Regions from separate parts of the Mus musculus genome. Here region 1 is linked to region 2. Evidence: chromatin contacts called from ENCODE Hi-C data. All regions are on one chromosome and are shown on one strand. The core of a region is the stretch at or near the end of the contact, and the rest is flanking DNA. Distances in the headings are between cores, read along the strand shown. Region 1 has its middle 9.0 kb from the start of Ubb. Region 2 overlaps Adam19 (a disintegrin and metallopeptidase domain 19 (meltrin beta)).

The links. Hi-C counts contacts between places; a loop is a spot of excess contacts on that map.
Region 1: a loop to region 2 is called in a map of regulatory T cell, with 30 times the contacts of the local background. The contact joins two enhancer-like sites. A Hi-C loop is called at or near these places in 4 of 37 maps with a recorded cell type or tissue (T-helper 1 cell, T-helper 17 cell, T-helper 2 cell and 1 more).

What each region holds. Positions count from the first base shown.
Region 1 is chr11:62,558,110-62,562,182 of GRCm38, reverse strand. No RefSeq gene overlaps it. Among named protein-coding and RNA genes, the nearest start is that of Ubb, 9.0 kb to the right of the region's middle. Within about 2 kb of position 1,438, at least 1 of the 3 ENCODE cell types and tissues checked has a DNase peak (open chromatin) inside an H3K27ac peak, as active enhancers do.
Region 2 is chr11:46,083,175-46,086,863 of GRCm38, reverse strand. The region is part of intron 3 of Adam19 (a disintegrin and metallopeptidase domain 19 (meltrin beta)); the gene reads right to left. Among named protein-coding and RNA genes, the nearest start is that of Mir8100, 17 kb to the left of the region's middle. Within about 2 kb of position 2,118, at least 2 of the 3 ENCODE cell types and tissues checked have a DNase peak (open chromatin) inside an H3K27ac peak, as active enhancers do.

The DNA of each region.
Region 1 (4,073 bases), core at 189-2,688, about 16 Mb before region 2:
TTGAGTTTGAGACCAGCCTGGTCTATATAGCTAGTTTCAGGACAGCCTCTGCCGTAAAAAAAAAAAATTAACCATCACCAGCAACAAAAATCCTTAGCAGACTTCTTATCTATTTTATTCCTAAAGCACCATGACTGGTTGGCCAGTACCAAAGGGGCCATACTGGTTAGGCCATTATAGACCCTGCTTTGCCTGTGCCACCCATTACCATGGCTAACTACACTCACCTTGCCTTTGACATCTCAGTGCTGCTGCTGGCTCTGATACTACAGAGCCCAGTCAAGCCTACTACATTTAATTCAGTCGCGTGAGCAGCAGCAGCAGCAGCAGCAGCAGCAGCAGCAGCATTTCCAACCCTAGGGTCTGGAGATGCTGGCATCTCTCTTGCCACCCGATTAGCACCTTCTTACCCCTTATGGTTGATCTGGGGACCACCATGCTGGAAGCTGAGCTTGTACTCTCTGCAGGAGTGGTGTGGGCTGTTTGTGTGTGTGTTTGTTTGTTTGTTTGTTTTTGAGACAGGGTTTCTCTGTGTAGCCATGGCTGTCCTGGAACTCACTTTGTAGACCAGGCTGGCCTCGAACTCAGAAATCTGCCTGCCTCTGCCTCCCGAGTGCTGGGATTAAAGGCGCCACCACGCCCGGCATCATCACACACAAATGATGGGATGGGGGCATAGCATGTGCACGCCAGGCCACCTGTGTAGAGGTCAGAGGATAACTCTGTTGAGTCAATTCTCTTATACCCTTATGTGGGTACCTGGGATCAAAAGCACCTTTATCGGCTAAGCCATCTATCTGGTGTCCCTGTTATTTTTGAAGTTGTTCTTTTTCATCCACCCTTGTGAGGCCTGTGACGGCTGTAACTTTCTTGTTATCATTCCTTGCACTCTTTCCTCGTTTTGTGGATGTTTGGGATCAAGCACTTGCAACAATTTATGTTAGAGTCTGATGGTATTTACCTTATAATCCTCCAGGGCCATCTGGGTAGGCAGGGGGTTAACTCAGAACAAACCAATCATTTACTGTCCCAGTGTGCTAAGCTAGTAATTGCATGCGTTCTTAGATTACTTTTTATGAGTAGGCACACAAACACGTTTTTTTGTTTTTGTTTTTGGTTTTTTTGTTTTTTGTTTTTTTGTTTTTTTTGTTTTGTTTTCCTACCGCCCTTCCTCGACCCCCCTTTCACGGGCTTCTCGGACAGAACAGACACAAACAAAACGAAACACGCAGCCGGACGGAGCACTAGAGGCACGCCAGGGAATGGGAAGCGCCGCCGCCAACTCAGAAGCGGGCACCTAGGGGGCAAAACCTGGAACGCTCCAGGAGCACCTCGAGGCTTGCAAAAAGCAGAGCGCGTGCACACACCAGACGGGAAGGGTATGCAACCGCAATACCACCAGCCACATTCCCCGCCTCGGGGAAGAGGATCAAGTGAGACACGACCGAAGTGAACCACGTAAGGGCAACCGAGCGCCTGACGCGTCCACGAGGACCACGCACCCTTGCCTTCCACACACCACAGGCATACGGATGGGGAGGAGAGACCAGTGGCCCGCTGGCAGAACGAGAAGGGCAGAGCGGTCGCCATTCACAATGAATGACCATTCGCCATTCGCCGTGAATGTCCGTCCCTTGCCTGGCGCGGCTTAGGCCCCGCCCGAAGAGAACTCAGGAGCATCACATCGATCTACAAACATGTCTTTTTAAAAATTAATTTTTTACGAGTGTTTTGACTGTTGCCCAGGGAGGTCAGAAGAGGGTGTTAGATCCCCTCCTGAAACTGGAACTACAGACAGTTTTAAGCCACCACGTAGGTACTGGGAATTGAACCTTTGGAAGAGCAGTCAGTGCTCCTAACGTCTCTCCAGCTGCCTGTCTGGGGCTCTCTTTTACAGAGTTCAGGAGCGGGAAGGGTTTAGTTGTTAGGGGCTTGATTTCAAAGTTCTCTATCCTTATTGTGCATGTACCCTCAAGCAGTTAGGTCTGGCTCATTACTATCCATACTGGGAAGTATCAGGAATATGTCTGAATAGAAACTATCCAAATTTGATCACCCTTAAGAAGAGAAAACTTGTTTCATTGTTTGGGGTGGGGTACAGCTGGATGTAGGTGAAAGCGCTGGGTGGCTAACAATTTGCTAGGTACCTTATTCAGGGAGGGCATGTATACAGCTCAGTGAGCCCAAGTTGGGGTTTCATGTTGCTAGCAGGTCACTAGGTATAGTTTGGAGTGGGGTGTATATACACAATGCATGAAGGTAGAGTTCTCAGGCTGCCAAGTGCATTATTAGACTAGGGGTATGTACATAGCCAAGGCCAAGTGGAGTCCTAGGTGGCTAAACTATTCCCCATGCTTGCCTGCCTCACTTCTGTTTCTGTTTCTTTTTTCTTTTTTTCATCTAGAAAAGGTTTTTTCAAGTTTTTACTTTTAAACTGGCTGTGGTGGCACATAACTTTAATCCCATCACTTAGGAGGCAGAGGCGAGTACCTGCCGAGGACGATGTCAGACTCCCTGAAGCAGGAGTTACAGACCCTTATGAATCTCCAGAATGCCAGAAGGTTGGTTTTAGGACCCATATTGGGGTCCTCTGGCAGAGCAGGAAGTTAACTGCTGAGTCATTTCTCTAGCCAACCCCCACACCCGTATAATTCTTATTCTGAAAATAATATAGGTATAGTCTTTTTCTTTAGAAAGTGGCAATGTTCTTGATAAGCCTTGTGTGTTGGAAACTCATTTCCTGCAGAGGGCCGAGTTCAGTCAGGCAAGCTCAGAGCTAGGGGTAGCAGGAGGTGAAGAGGGAGGGGCCTGAAAAACACTTCCCCCAAATCAGATTTTCACATTTTGCTTTCCTGGGAGCAAGAACCTAGAACTCACCCCTAAAAAAGAATCAGGCCCCTGGTTATTTGGAGCGGGAGGGGAAAGTCGGCAACTGAGAGTGTCACATGATGCCTGACTTTTCTCAGCACAACCTGACCCCAAGACTGCAGGGCAGCCTGGTTCCAAGCCAAGTGGACCAGAGCAGAGGTCTGAGTCACGGGAGATGTGGAGGGTAGGCGCCAGGACTCTCTGTTCCAGAGTCATGGGGCAGAACCCCACCACTCCATGTCATCTAAGGATCTTTTTCTGGTGGCTGGGCCTGACCCAGGGCCTGTATTCCTTGGGCTAATGTGTCTGTTACTTCTCCACTCTGTAACTGAGCTCACTTCCTGGCAAGCCAGAGGATAAGAAAGGTTCCATTTTCAGCACCTACCTCAGGTGACTCAGAGCTGCAACTCCAGTTCCAGGCATACCTGATGCCCTCTGTCCTCTGGGCACACACACACACACACACACACACACACACACACAGAGAGAGAGAGGGCACATAAACTCATGCAGGTACACACACACTTTACTTTTGCAAATGTGAGATGTAGAGTAAGATTCAGCCTATAGCATGTTCATTTACTCAGCAAGTATTGGTATCCAATCTCAGGTGGGAAGTGAGCTCCCCACGTAGGGCTGTTAGCCTCCCTGCATTCTGTGGAGTCTCCTGAGACGTCTGTACTCATGTTCGACCCAGGCTCTTCTTTTATTCTCTATTTCCATATTAGAGGACCTGTATCAGGCACCACTCACTTCAACCCAGTAAACAGAGTTTGGGGGTTCTTTGTGCTCCTCTAAATGAAAGTGGAGAGGACAGTTACGGAGAAACAGAATTATCTTGAGTGCATGAAATCAATCTTTCAGGCAAGTAGCCACTTAGAGGAATTCAGCACATTACTGGAAACTCAAAAATGTCCTCACCCTGAGGCCTTGTGGGTTTGCAGCAATAAGAAAAAACAGCTGTGCATCAACTCCATGGCATTAGCCAAGGCCCAGAGAGGCAAAGCAGGTGAGGTGTGCCCCTGTCCTGGCCTCTTCAGACTCTTCAGGCATGAATGTTGTTCCTCAGAGATTCTTTCTCCCTCCCTCTCTCCCCCTTCTTTCTCCCCTCTCTCCCCCCCTCCCACTCGCCCTCTCCTTTTCTCTGGGGCTGAAGAGTTGACTCAGTAGTTAAAAACACTTACTGCTCTTATAGAAGACCTGGG
Region 2 (3,689 bases), core at 869-3,368:
TTTTATGTTATGCCCAAAGCATGTCTGGATAACCAGATCCTTTAGCCAGCAGGATCTATTTAATCCTCTCCATGGCTCTCTCCCCACTGTGAGTATGAACATGAATATCCATCAGTACAAAGAGGGCCTGACATCTCATGATCAGGCAAGCTTAGCTAGCTGGCAAGACACCTGAGGGGCCCAGGAAATGGCTTACCGATAAGAGTTTGTGGGTTTGCTTAAGGATGCCCTACAAAGCCTGTCCTGAACTGAACATTTATTGGTTAAGAATGGTTCGGGGAAATAAAATTTTCTCAGAAATACCAAATTTTAAAGAGCAAGAAATATCCCCATGGTAGCAACCTGTATAGTAACCAGTATTTGGTAAATAATCATGGTTGCTGTTCATCAGATTAGCTGAAGTCACAGCGGCCTGGGGAGGAGTACTGGGGGGGGGGGGGGGAGGACAAGACTGCCATACTATGAAGAGAGACTTTATGACTGAGCCTGGGGGAGCGGAGGAAAGCAATCTCCAAGAAGCCACCAGATCTTTTAAGAAACTCAGAAGAGGGGACCAGGTATATCTGACCCTGAAACAAGACAGAGTGGGTATCTGAAAACACAAACTTAGCACCCTCAAAGGTGGGTGCCTCTGGCTAAATACTTGAGAACTATTCTAAACCTGCCCTGGGATTCTTAGCATCTCAGAACACAAGTGAGGACCACTGAAAGGGCCCCTCATGGACCACAGTAGGCTACTATCCTACCCTGCCTAGCACCTGGGCCAAGTTCTAGCCAGATGACAGTGGCCTAGTTTGAATTTAGGTGAATCCTCCCATCTCAGTACACTGCAGACTAGGATACTAGGAATTGGCCAAGGTTCTTGCTCTAACTTAGCCAAATGACCTGGTCACAAGCCAGGACTGGAAGGTCTCAGCTCTGAAGGTCATGGTGAGTGACACTGCAAGTACATCAGAGGCCCTGCCCAGCAGCAGATCCCAAAGAGCCAGCCGATATCCCCGGATCCAGTCCAAAGCAAGGCATCTACCATAATAATGAAAAAACCTTTATGCCCTAACCTCTCTGCTCAGTCTTTCCCTTTTACAGATAAGGAATCTGAAAAGAGTAAAAGTAACATATTGTCATGAAAGTTCTAATCTGTTTCCAAACACAGAAGTCTCAGTCCACAAGGATATGTGAAATCCTGGTGGCAGCTAGGTCAGGAGTTGGCAGAGGAAGGGCGTTTGTCCAACCTCGCTCGTAGTATGTATTAGAGGCTGTAGGAAAGCCTGGGTTCCTCGTGTCCTGATTTCGTCATACACTTACTTTAAGTGCTTGGCTCCAGGACCTACGTCTGCAACCCACCTCACACTACAAATATTGACTAAGGCCAGCCATATGCCAGGCACCGTGCTAGAGGATTGTTGAGCATTAGCCCTCAAAGGCTGGTATCACTCCTACCCTGCGGGGACCTACCTCTCTCCCAGGATGAAGATGATCCACGAAAATACCTGAAAAGAGCTGACAGGCCACGTGGAGGCAGGTTTTACCAGAAAGTCCCCCAGAAACTCAGACCCATTTCAAACCCACCTTCCTTCTTTTTAGAACTGGTATGAAAGCCGACCTCTAGTTTCCTCTAGTTATAAAACTATGAGGGAAGTGTGCATATATGCGTATATGTATTCCTGTGTGTGAGTGTGTGTGTGTATAGTTGTGTGGGTACTGTCAAGTTTGTGTATGTGTGCTGAAGGTAAGGCTGGCCTAGACACTGGGAGCTGAGAGTCTCTTGCTCTACTCGTCCCAACCACATTGTTATACTACATATCTCACAATCTAGTCTGACCTTTGTGTAAACCCTAAATCTAGAATCTGGTTAAGGCAAGAAATAAAGAGCTTCCAGAAAAACAGGGCCCCTGTTGGCCCTTCCAAGCTTAGATCACTCTTTCCTTTATGATTCAGTGTCTCTCCAAAGGAATTCTTTTTCCCAGAACTCCCTTCTCCTGAAAGGTTTTGAAAAAAAGAAACTATGCTTGATATAATGCAGCCATTATAGCCCCTTGGCCCATCTGGACCTCTCCCAAGGGAGGCTGATGCAAGAGGAGACTATGAGGTCCCTGCCAGTTTTCTCCAAACACGCTACCTGGGGGGAGGGGAGGAAATCCATGGGGACACATGGAAGCCATGAAGAGACCGGAAAAGAGCCTTACTCCCTTAAATCAGAAAGACCCAGCTTCCACCCGGCTTAGTCAAGAAGCTGAGGAGTGCCTAGCTAAACTTCATCCACTCAGAGGTATTGCTGTTTGCCACAAAAGCCAATATGAGACACTTCCAAGCCCCAGCAAGGCTCCCAAGTGAAGTCTCTACTGTTGAATAAGCAGAGGCCTGCTCCTGAGAAGTGAGGTACTGAGAAGTTTGGAAGAGTGAGGGCTGGGGAGATGGCAAAGCAGGTAACGAGCTTGCTGTGTGAGCCTGAGGGCCTGAGTTCAGATCCCATCACTCACTGAAAGACACGGAGACTGAAGGACGCCTGGGAATTTGTTCACCAGACAGGCTAGACAACTGTCGAGCTCCCAACTTGATAAGACCTTATCTTTGGAAGCAAGGAGACGATGAGCGATAGAGAAAGACAACAGATACCAACTTCTGTCCTCTACATGAGCATGGGAATCCCACACTTCCCCCCACCCACACACACACACACTCGAACACCAAAACTCAGATAAGACAGGGCAACTAGGGGAGGTAAGTGTGGGTGATGGGGACACAGGTTGAGTTTTTACAGCAATTTCCTTAGCAGATCTTGCTTCGATCCCACAGAGGTCGTGACTCTCAGAATGAAGACAGTCATTACTTCATCAAACGAGAGAAAACAAGATCTGAGTAAGAATTTGACCTATTTCAGGTCCCACCAGAAGGTAAGGACAAACCCTGGGACTTGACACTGATGTCTCACTCGTTACTCAATGGAAAATCACAGTAAGACCTTGTGTCTGTCTACCCTCTTCTTCATCCTATATTTGCTCTATCTCCCCATCTCCATGACTCCATCTTATAAACCAGCAATCCATCCTTCCCTCTCCATATGGGTCATCTTGTCACCATATCAGACATAAGGTGTATTTGGAGCTGTCTGTCCTATCCGCCTCTTCTACCACCTCCCATTGCTCTCAAAATAAACTCTGGCAAGGCTCTTCAGGAAATCGTGCCTATGTGTTCCCCACCCCCACCCCCTACCCCTGGGCCTGTCTTCACTTCCTTCCTCTGCTCAGGATGTCCTAACCAGAGAGTATAATTTCTTAGCATCTTCCACCTAGTCTTTGTTTTTCTTACAAGAACTATGGTACACAGACATTTAGTCATCATGAGCAGACTGCACCACACTCCTTCTTCACCCCCTTGTTCTAAGAAGTTCCTAAGACGTTGATCTAGGTCAGTAGATCAGTTCTCCCAAGAGCACCTTCTGTTTTTCTCCACCCTAGCAGCTCACCTTGCTCTACTGTAATTGTCTGTGTCTTCTCCACTCGACACGAAATCCCTCGATGTCAGAGAATGTCCTTGCCACTACTTAGCCCAAGAATATCAGACACACAGTTGGCACTCACAGTATGTGCTGAATGACAGGACAGAAGGAAAGAAGGACAAAATGAAGAATTCTTAATGAAGGCTGGGGAGAAGTGTTTGCACACAGATGAAGTGTTTGCAAGGCAAGC